Regions from separate parts of the Homo sapiens genome. Here region 1 is linked to region 2. A link is a loop called in an ENCODE intact Hi-C map of the cell type or tissue named here. Cell type or tissue: testis. All regions are shown on one strand. Each heading gives the region's core, and the rest is flanking DNA. Links, peaks and the distances in the headings are about the cores only. Region 1 overlaps ADAMTS9 (ADAM metallopeptidase with thrombospondin type 1 motif 9). Region 2 overlaps ADAMTS9 (ADAM metallopeptidase with thrombospondin type 1 motif 9).

What was found. A loop is a pair of places that touch in the nucleus more often than their neighbours do. Peaks named below come from ENCODE experiments on the same cell type or tissue, not always from the same donor. Only the 100,000 strongest peaks of a DNase experiment are listed, where the experiment ranks them.
Region 1: it touches region 2 in a loop (2.2-fold over the local background); 2 of 110 quality-filtered maps call a loop at or near these places.

Annotation. Positions count from the first base shown.
Region 1 is chr3:64,592,397-64,597,778 of GRCh38, reverse strand. ADAMTS9 (ADAM metallopeptidase with thrombospondin type 1 motif 9) reads left to right here. Exons shown (of 40, transcript NM_182920.2): 27 at 788-949; 28 at 3,345-3,521. Among named protein-coding and RNA genes, the nearest start is that of ADAMTS9-AS1, 34 kb to the right of the region's middle. RefSeq lists an enhancer at 245-832. In testis, for the core only: no CTCF peak of the experiment used is centred there; DNase peaks (open chromatin) are centred at 2,338 and 3,428; H3K27ac peaks cover 499 bases.
Region 2 is chr3:64,545,302-64,550,683 of GRCh38, reverse strand. It overlaps ADAMTS9 (ADAM metallopeptidase with thrombospondin type 1 motif 9), which reads left to right. Exons shown (of 40, transcript NM_182920.2): 32 at 3,732-3,926. Among named protein-coding and RNA genes, the nearest start is that of ADAMTS9-AS1, 13 kb to the left of the region's middle. In testis, for the core only: no CTCF peak of the experiment used is centred there; a DNase peak (open chromatin) is centred at 2,303.

The sequences.
Region 1 (5,382 bases), core at 96-5,095, 47 kb before region 2:
AAGAAAACACTTCAGGTGTAAATAAGTGAACTATGAGAGGCTTGTATGGGAAATGAAATGAAATGCAAACATAACCCCATGACAAACCATGAAAGAGAGGGTGTTAGGCTGAAAGCACGGCCGAAGAGAGGTTTGTCATGATGAAATTCAATTAAGTTCATTGGGGAAGTAAAAAATAAATAAAACAAGTCTTACTACCATTAGCCACCGAAGTTCAGGCTGTTGTAAAGAGAGAGAAAGGAACATTTTATCTGCTAGGAAATGATGTCTAAATGACATTCCATGATGTTTTCCTGGAGTAATTGAAGGAGTTCATACAGAAGCTTAATTTCTACAACTGGCAATTCATTAGGCATGTAATTTGACCTCCGCGTTGAAAGGAAAATCAAATATTGGTTCTAAATAGGCACTTGAAGTTTTGAAAAGAATTTCCAAATTAACTGTCGTGTCCATCAACACCTCTGTACCTCTTAGAGATGCAGAGGGGATAAAGACAGTAAGTGGCCTGCTTTGGAAGTCACATTAGGCATTTATGGAACCCCTGTAGAGGGCCTGAGGCACACCAGAAGAGAAGACACATTTCTGCCCTCCAGGTGTGTCTATAGGATGTGTACATGAAACAGCCCCACAGTGGGGAAGTTCTTGGGTTTTCCTGATTGCTTTTTGTCCTTCGTGGATGACTTGAGAATGCTTTTCAGCACATTTGTCTTAACCTTTCAACCAGCTGCTTCTGTGTCCCTAAGATGGAGATTGAGGTGGGGATTAACTTGTCGACTGATGTGTTTAGTGTTCCAGTACCTGTGCTGGCGGATCCCAGCGGCGTGTTGTTGTATGTCAGGATGAAAATGGATACACCGCAAACGACTGTGTGGAGAGAATAAAACCTGATGAGCAAAGAGCCTGTGAATCCGGCCCTTGTCCTCAGTGGGCTTATGGCAACTGGGGAGAGGTGAGAGTGAACTATCCGTCTATAAATACAGAGGAATTGTGTTAACCAAACTGTATTTATCATTCAGATTTTATTTTCAAGGAGAAGAACTAGCTCTAGTAGAAGCTTCTGGGGTGGGGATTAACTAGGAAACCTGTCTTCTTAAATTCTGGACTATTTTAAAGTGTTCCTATTACCACTAAGAGACAGTTTGGGTACACAGGTGAGGAAAATTAGGTGAGAATACAGATAAATACTGGTTTAAGTTATTTGTTCACCTCTGATGATTAAAAAATAGATGCTTTTAAAGTGATTGAAAATATGTGTTAAATCGGTCCATGGAAGTCTTGCCCTCTTCTTCATAGTTTTGGGGTGTTTGTGTTATGCCCTGTTCCCATGGCATAATGTCTCCCAACATTCCAAGTCACTAATGAAGCCAGATTGAGTAGGTGTTATAATTCCTATGAAAGATGATGTATTTTTATTGCAGAAGTGAGTAGTTAGCTGTGTTTTCTCAAATATGGAATTATTTAGCTGCTACCTTTTCAGGGTTGCCTGTGACGACTGATAGGGGACAACTGAGTATTGGAAGCTGAGAAAACCGTGTCCTGTTCTCAGCTCTGGCTCTTAAAAGTTTTGTGACCTTGGCAAATAATGTAGTATCTTTGCCAAATATTTATATCCTCATCTGTAAATAAGGATAGTAATAGCACCAACTTCTTAGTATTTATGACCATGATATGAGGTAGTATCTATCAAATGCGTAGCACATCGCCTTTAATCAATTAACTGCCACTATAATGTAGTAATAATTAATGTTAAGAATAATTATTAATAATACTGTGACTAAGTGGGGGTTTGAGCCCTTATTATACATAGGGCCTAGATGCTTATTGTTTTGTGTTTAATTAACTAAGAATATATCTCTCTATTCTTGAATCCACAGGGAGAGCACATATTTAAAGTTTGTTGAGTTGTTCTGTCTTGACTATAACATTTATCAAATAAAACACGAGAAATAACACTTTGGAGGTCCCAGTGCCAAGGGGGGGAAAAAGACAAATGAGATTGATGGGCATGTTAGTCCACATCCTTGGCTGAATGAAATCACGTGTCCACATTTCATGGTTTCAGCCATATAACCTAGTAGTCATAGGCAGTCATAACGGGATTATTGTTGACTTTCATTGACAGTTATGTCATTCTGGAGAGCTTTGTTGAAGGGAAAGAAAAGGGAATGAGGCTTTGTGACTCATGTATTGTGGATTTCCCAAAACCTCCTCGCAAAGTTCTGTCCTGTGGGGCCTGTGATTAAGCTTCTGTAATTGGATTCAAGCCAGGAGAGTACACGAACTTGCTGGGATGCTTTGCTGTCAGCACAGACCAGATCATTCCAAATTCTGTGGGAGATCTGGCCTTGACACAGCAGGGAAACCAAATGTCAGTGTTGCTGGATTTGAGCGCAGCAGCACTGTCCAAGAAATACAACGTGTTCCTGCCTCAGAAGTTTAGATCTAGCCAGGAGTCAGAACCTTATCCAGTGTTCCCACCATGCTGTTTATTCATCCAAGGGGAAAGTCATAGTTGTCCTCACATTCAGAGATACAGTAAAATAGGTTAGTGTCATAAAGGGCTATGGAGACGGAGTCAGAGAACAGCCAAGGATTGGTGACAGCTTCTTAAAATTTGCCAGAAAATAGAACCAGTTAAGTCATTGTCTCCTTTGTTTGGTATTGGGTAGTTTTTGTTTGTCTATTTTTGTTTTGTTTTGGTTTGGTTTGGTATTTCTCAAAGAATCTTTGTTGGGAGGCCGAGGTGGGAGGATCATGAGCTCAGGAGATCGAGACCATCCTGGCTAACACGGTGAAACCCCATCTCTACTAAAAATACAAAAAAATTAGCCGAGTGTGATGGCACACGCCTGTAGTCCCAGCTACTCGGGAAGCTGAGACAGGAGAATCACTTGAACCTGGGAGGCGGAGGTTGCAGTGAGCCGAGATCGTGCCACTGCATTCCAGCCTGGATGACAGAGCAAGACTCCGTCTCAAAAAAAAAGAAAGGATCTTTGTTACTTGCTAACAGATTGGACTTGATCGAGTTAATTAACCTCCCTTCACCTTAATTGCTTCATATATAAGATGGGGCAAATAATTACACTCCTCTTGATTAGATAATATATGCAAAAGTCCTCAGTGCAAGTTAAGAGAAAGCACTTAATAACTAATACCTGCCATTAAAGTAGGAGAGTCTTGGTCTGTTTTACGTATCACTATTGGTAATTCACCTTGGTTCCATCTGTCAGAGGCTTACCTTGCCCAATGCCATAATTGAGTTTGGCTAAGAAATTAGGGAGAAAGGAAATTTGTCATTGGCCTTTCAGACAAAATAACTGCAGCCTTCCTTTTCCTTCTTCCAGTGCACTAAGCTGTGTGGTGGAGGCATAAGAACAAGACTGGTGGTCTGTCAGCGGTCCAACGGTGAACGGTTTCCAGATTTGAGCTGTGAAATTCTTGATAAACCTCCCGATCGTGAGCAGTGTAACACACATGCTTGTCCACACGACGCTGCATGGAGTACTGGCCCTTGGAGCTCGGTACGGCCCTAACTATTCATGTTTGTTAACCAAACTATCTAATTCCAAGGTATTCTGGGGCACTCCTCTGTGGCAGATAATTGTCACACTTACAAGGGCATCCCAGAAACTCTGCTATAAATAGTCTATTATTTTCTCCATATTGGCACATAATAGAATTAACTTTTTATGATATTGCCAAAGTGACTTTAAAGAATAAGTGTACCTCATACAGGACCTGGTGCCAAGAAGTAGCTGCCTTTTCTTAGCCTAAATACACACACACACACACACACACACACACACACACACACACATCATACACACACACATACATAGTGATTTTAACAGACAACTCAATAGCACACATTCTTTCCTTTTCTAAGCTGTAGTAGTTTTGACTTTTTGGGAAAGATACCTGCTTACTGAGGCCAAAGCAATTTTTCTTCAGTGACTGTAATTTGCCTGTGTGACTCGGGTACAGCTCTGAACATAATTTTTACAAAGTCTGTGCCCACAAAATAGACTAAAATCATTTAAAAATGCAAAAGACCAAAAATGGAACAGGTGACCTGGTGCCTTTTAGGGTGTCGGAAATGTTCTCTCTCTTGCACAGAGATAGGAAGCCCGTTTGGGACCATTTTTTGCTTTGGTCCTAGTCTTCCTTTGCTATCTGCTTAGCCAGCAGCTGACATGGTGAGACAGGTTTGCCACTGTAAATATGATGCAAACTTCTGGGGCAGCTCTTGGCAAACAGAAGCATCAGCTGTGTCAAAACAATACTTTGGCTGAGTTGTGCCCATAAGCTGTGGAGCCGTTAGGGCTGTTTCATGTAAATAGAGGAAAAATGGTCCTGTAAATACATTAATTGCACTGAAGCTGAATTTAGTATTGTATTAAGTCATATCCAGAATGTTTTTTTACCCAGTATGGTTCTCAGAAGTCTTAACCATCCCTGAAACCAGCTAAAGAGCAGATTAAGTGAAGTGACATGGTTAATACCTGTTGACATTTCTAAGAGTCAAGGGTTTCAATGGCTGGGGTCGTGTCTGCAGGTGTAACACTAACTATATAATCACTATACTTTGTATTAGGCAGAAATCTAGAAGAATTTGGAGCATTATCTCCACTGGTACTATTTAGCTGGACTGTTAAGTATTTTCTTCCAGAACTTAAGAAACGCCACTCTGGGTCAGAGAGCTCTGGTCTGTTGTATCTCTAGTCAGTTCAGTAGGAGCATTTTCCCTACAATAATGGCACCTTCCCCAGATGAACATTTTTGAAGATCAGAAATAACCTTAGAATCTCAGGAACATCTTCTGACATTCCCAACTTCCCTCATCTCCTATTATATATTATTTTTCGTGAAATTCCCTCTTAAGCTCATTGTGTTTTCACCCAGTTCACTAGACCAACAGCAATACCAGTACCAGAGTTATGTTTTAGAAAGTCTACTAGCTGTCCACAAAGTCGTAGTTCATTAACTTTGACCCAAAAAAAAAAAAATCTCTTAACCCTTAGGAAGAAACACACAAGGCTATTTATTGCATATTCTTGTGGTTTGGTGAAAAAAAGAAACCTGCATTTCCCTTCCCAGACTCAATTCCATTGATCATCTCAGTTCCATTGATTATTCTATATTTACCTCTCCAGGAAGAATTATTTGGGAAAACAGGGGGAAAAACATAAGTCTTAGAGAATTATAAATTAATTTCCATGGTATTCTCTTCCTTAAACACTTTCTAAATACGCTAAATTTTTTTTTACACAGGATCACTACCCTCCCCCACAGATATTTTAAGAGCATAAATGTTTAAATTTTAAAACATGAACTGCTAATTATTGTAACTGAAAACATAAGGTTTATTTCATGTAGTTGTTC
Region 2 (5,382 bases), core at 46-5,045:
TCTAAGTCCCTTCAGGTCTACATTCTGTGATTCACCTTGATGTCCTATTGGCATAAAGAAGAAATTATTACAGGGGCTGCAAACTCATAGGATGCTGTGAGGTGCCTGAAGACAGTTAAGTATAAGAAAATACTGTAGTGCCAGGGATACAACAAGGAGAGATGGCAACTGTGACAAACTAGCACATGCTGTGTGAAGGGAGCAGAATCTCTTTCACTCCAGCTGTGGCCATGCAGAAATGTGGTCTAGCGTTACCAGACCTGATTTTTCAAGAGAGGCTAAAAATCTGGACTAGTATGTGAGATTTCCTAACTTGAAAATGGGGGCTGAAATTTTTGGTTTTAAAACATTGTAAGGGGCAAACAAACCCCTTTCATGAACCAGATGTGTTGTGCCTGTTTAACAAACAGCTTCAGAGGAAGAAAATAATTTTCTATAATATCCGAAGTATCTCAAGTACCATTTTTTCATATATCTTCCTGTGCACAGTGCTTATCTAGACCCTTTTTAATGGTAATAAACCAGTAGTAATCATAGCATGATTATATTATTTTCAAACATCGTAATATGTTCATATCTGTATGAGAGATCTGTAGCAGTCAAACCAGTTGTCATTTGCCCAAAAGCATTTAGAGATTCGAAAGGGAGGCATCTGGACTCACAGTAAAGGTATTGAAAATTGTTAGGTAATATGATTGCTGCCACTGGGTCTCTTCAAAGTTTGACAGGCAGCAATTTCACATGTTAATGAGATGAATATTTGCATTTAGATGATGTGTGTGTTGGGTGTTGAATTGCTTCCTGCACTAAAGCTGATCCCAAAGTCTTTTCTAATTATCTCGCCCTATCCTTTATTCCTGTGAATTTTGTCCTTCGAGGGGACATTTGGCAGTGTCTAGAGACAGTTTGGTTGTGACAGCTGGGGAAAGGGGACCCTACTGGCCAGGGTTGGAAGGTGGAGGCCAGGGATGGGGCTAAGAATCCTATAGTGCGCAGGGCAGCCCTCACAATACAGAATTATCTGGCCCAAATGTCAGTGGTGCTGAGGCTGGGAAACCCTGCTCGACCCCAACCCTGCATCTTCTCGGTATGCCCTGAGTAGTACCGCATGCCCTTAGAGAGTGAAGAGGAGACATGGTTCTGATCTTTACGACATTGATTTGCTCTTGGCCAGCCAGGAACATGTGGAATCCAAATGAGTGTTCAGAATAGTTCTTGATATTGGGTTTGAGGCATAGGTTCCAACCCATCCAGATCCCAACGCAGGGGGATCTCACCTTTCACCTGGCCAAGATTGACATCTTCATCTTAGCTTATCTCTTGTGTAGCACTTTTATTATGGGACTTGAGTCATATTACTCCTATAGCTTTAATATAACCATAACCCCCAAAAGATGAAACAGGGAGAAGATTGAAAAGAAAAAAGGAAGCCTTCCACATTTCTGTAAATTTGCAGGTGTATCATGAATTGAAAAGTCTGCAAATTTATGGGCAACAACTACAGGGCTGGAAACAGTATTTAGCACAGATACAGGGACCACAGGGAAGGAAACCTGCAATGAGGGGAGAGGGGCCGAAAGGGACTGGCACCAGCATCCTCTCTAGAAAAGAAGACATGCCTTCTCTCTGGGACCTCTATTACCTGGAGGCTTCTTTGTGTGTTTTTCTCTGAGCTCTACTCCACCTGAATTGGCGGAGGCCCGAGCTAGACTGGCAAAGAAGAGCTCTGTCAGTCCTGATTGACACATGCATTTTCTAGCAGGGCCTGAAGTGTACAGCTCATGCAGGGAGCCCACAGTCTTATTGTTTTGCTTTGCTGTTATTTTCAATTTAGAAAAGTAATACGTGCTCATGTGGAACCAAGCACATACACCAAGGCATGCAGAGTCTACAGTATGAGTTTCTCTCTGAAATGGTTTGAGGAAACCAGCAGCAGTCAACATTTTCACAATGCTGATATCAGCTAGCTGAGAGCATCTGTTCTTGCCAGCTTCTTTATAGAGATGTGGAGGCCTCTGTGTTTAGCCTGACCATATTTGGGGCTCAGTTCCATCAGCAAATGCCTGTCTCCCACTGGGCTCCCCCCCACATAAATAGCCAGGGGACGACTTTTGCTCCTGGTTTGTAGGGGTCAAGAGTCTCATTCCTTGCCCCTCTCAAATGCACAACTTTGTTTAAGTTAGTATGGACTGTTGTCAATGCATGCAACACTGGGTCAGACACTAAGATTACCCACAGCTTGGACAGAGTTTGTTAGCCATCTGCATGAAACACCCCGGGCTGGCCTTACACTTTCCTGGCCTGGCGTCAACTTGGCCTTCAAACATTTGAACAGCAGCAGCCAAAGAAGGAAGAAATGTACACAGAGCATTTCTATGTCTCGAGCCAACTGGAAGGGAAGGCCTAGGGATGCTCTGCGTGCCTCTAGCTGGACTTGTTCTCTCCTGCCTCTGGGATTTCTTCAAGGAGAGCCTTTTCCCTGGAAAAGTTGCAGGAGAAGAAAACTATGTGACTAAAAGCAGCAGGAGACATTAGGGCAGAGCAGACACTGTGGCTTCTCACTGCCCTTGAGAATTGATGAAAGCTGTGGTCCCTCACCCCAGAAAAAGCATAACACACCACATGTGGCATACTGTTTTGGGGTATTTATCCCACCCTCACCCAAGAACCGTAAGTCTAGAGAATACCGGCACTCTACCCCAAGTTTATGAAGCACATTTACAAAAGATGACCAGTTATTTGATGCTGTTGCCTAAAAATATCATCAAAACTAAATTAATTGTAACTCTGTTTTATTTTTTATATAGAAAATGATAAAAAAAAAAACTTAGCTAAGGAGGTTGAAAGTTGGGACACTATAACGATGTGTATTTCTTCTGCATTTCTGTATTGGTAGAGTATGTTTAAATGCCATAGACTTAGGATAAAAGAGTACAGATGAGGGCGTGATATAGAGCAAGAGGTAGAAAAGCAGAAAGGTAACATGCCAGTCAACATCTATAGCCTAGCTGGGTGTGGTGGCACACACCTGTAATCCCAACTACTTGGGAGGCTGAGGCATGAGAATCACTTGAACCTGGGAGACGGAGGTTTCATTGAGCGGAGATCATGTCACTGCACTCCAGCCTGGACAACAGAGTGAGACACAGTCTCAAAAAAAAAAAAAAAAAATCTATAGCCAGGGAGAGAGATAGGAGAAAGAAATTAAATGGAGGGCAGGTAGGAAAGCCAACAGCACCACGGAGGGAAGGAAAACAGTCCCAGAGTCCCCGTTGGCTCAGTGCTTGGATTTCACACTCAAAATGCCGACTCACGGGTCAGCTGCTGCTGTCTCCTCTTCCCTTCCCAATTTGGTGGTCATCATAGCTTTAGAAAAGAGCAGTTTGCCAACCTGTGCAGTTGGGCTGAAGATGCAAACTGAATGAATGACAGCTGGAGCACCTCCCCCTCCTCCTCCCTTCGAAACCTCCAGAAGGGGTTTGAGGCAACCCCACCTGCAGTGGGGGCTGAGAAGATGCCAGTGGAAGCACCAGATCCCAGAGGCACCCTGTAGGGTTGCCTGTCTCCTGTGCGCTCAGGGCCTGCCACTTGAAATGAATAAATAAGCTAATGAAGTGGGAGCTTTCTGCAGCATAGTCACACGGTCAGCGCTTGGTGTGGAGGTCAGGGGCCTATTGTGGGCTGCCCCCAGGAACTGCTCGAACCTCTCCTCTCAATCCCTGTCTTTGCAGTGCTCAGTGACCTGTGGAAAAGGCTACAAACAAAGGCTTGTCTCGTGCAGCGAGATTTACACCGGGAAGGAGAATTATGAATACAGCTACCAAACCACCATCAACTGCCCAGGCACGCAGCCCCCCAGTGTTCACCCCTGTTACCTGAGGGACTGCCCTGTCTCGGCCACCTGGAGAGTTGGCAACTGGGGGAGCGTAAGTAGAAGACTGAGCACTCAAATCTGAAAGCCCTTGGATCTCAACCCCGTCTTAAACATGTCCTGCCTAACCCGCTCTCCTTAGTAACTCTACTTCCAGGAGAAACCCTGGAGTTAGCAACTTGAAATGGGCTAACAGGGATCAAAGGGACTTCTTTCTGTTTACCAAAGTGGCTTTGTGCTTAGAACATGGGCTCTGAAGCCAGACAGTCTGGATCTGAACCCTGGTTCTGCCACTTCCCAGGTGAACAACCTTGGGCAAGTTGCATAACCTTTGTGTCTCAGTTTTCTCATCTGCAAAACTGGTAGTTGTGAAGATGAAATGAGTTTACACAGATTGAGCATCCCTAATCCAGAAATCCAAAATCCAAAATGCTATAAAATCCAAACATTTTTTAGTGTCGATATGACACCATAATGAAATGTTCCTTGGAGCATCTTGAGTTTCAGATGCTCAGATTAGGAATATCCAACTAGTAATACTGCAAGTATTCCAAATCTGAAAAAAAAAAAATCTTAAATGCAAAATACTGCTGGTCCCCAGCACTTCCAATAAGGGATACTCAGCCTATATATAAAAAGCACTTAGGTTATAATGGCAAATGTTTTATATATATTTTACTGCAAATTTGTTTTAAAAAAATGCTTAAAATCTGATACTCATAAGAGTTACAGAAGGAGTAGTTATTGTTGCTTATGTTGTTAAGAAGTCTGTATGTTCTAGTGCTTCTATGTAAGAAATACTTCATTGCACTGGGATACAACAAGGCAGAATATTTTAAATTGGGACTGCCCTGGAAGACTGTCACAGCCCCCTGGCTCTGGACCAGGCAGCTCTCAGTCTTGAAAAGTTGTCAGGCAGCCAGGCATGGTAGCTCACACCTGTAATCCCAGCACTTTGAGAGGCCATGGTCGGCGGACCATGAGGTCAGCAGATCGAGACCAGCCTGGCCAACATGGTGACATCCTGTCTCTACTTAAAATATAATTTTTTTATTATTATACTTTAAGTTCTAGGGTACATGTATACAAAGTGCAGGTATGTTACATATGTATACATGTGCCATGTTGGTGTGCTGCACCTATTAACTCGTCATTTATATTAGGTGTATCTCCTAATGCTATCCGTCCCCCTGCCCCCAACTCCATGACAGGCCCCGGTATGTGATGTTCCCCACCCTGTGTCCAAGTGTTCTCATTGTTCAGTTCCCACCTATGAGTGAGAACATGCAGTGTTTGGTTTTCTGTCCTTGTGATAGTTTGCTGAGAATGATGGTTCCCAGTTTCATCCATGTCCCTACAAAGGACATGAACTCATCCTTTTTTATGGCTGCATAGTACTCCATGGTGTATATGTGCCACATTTTCTTAGTGCAGTCTATCATTGGTGGACATGTGGGTTAGTTCCAAGTCTTTGCTATTGTGAATAGTGCCACAATAAACATACGTGTGCA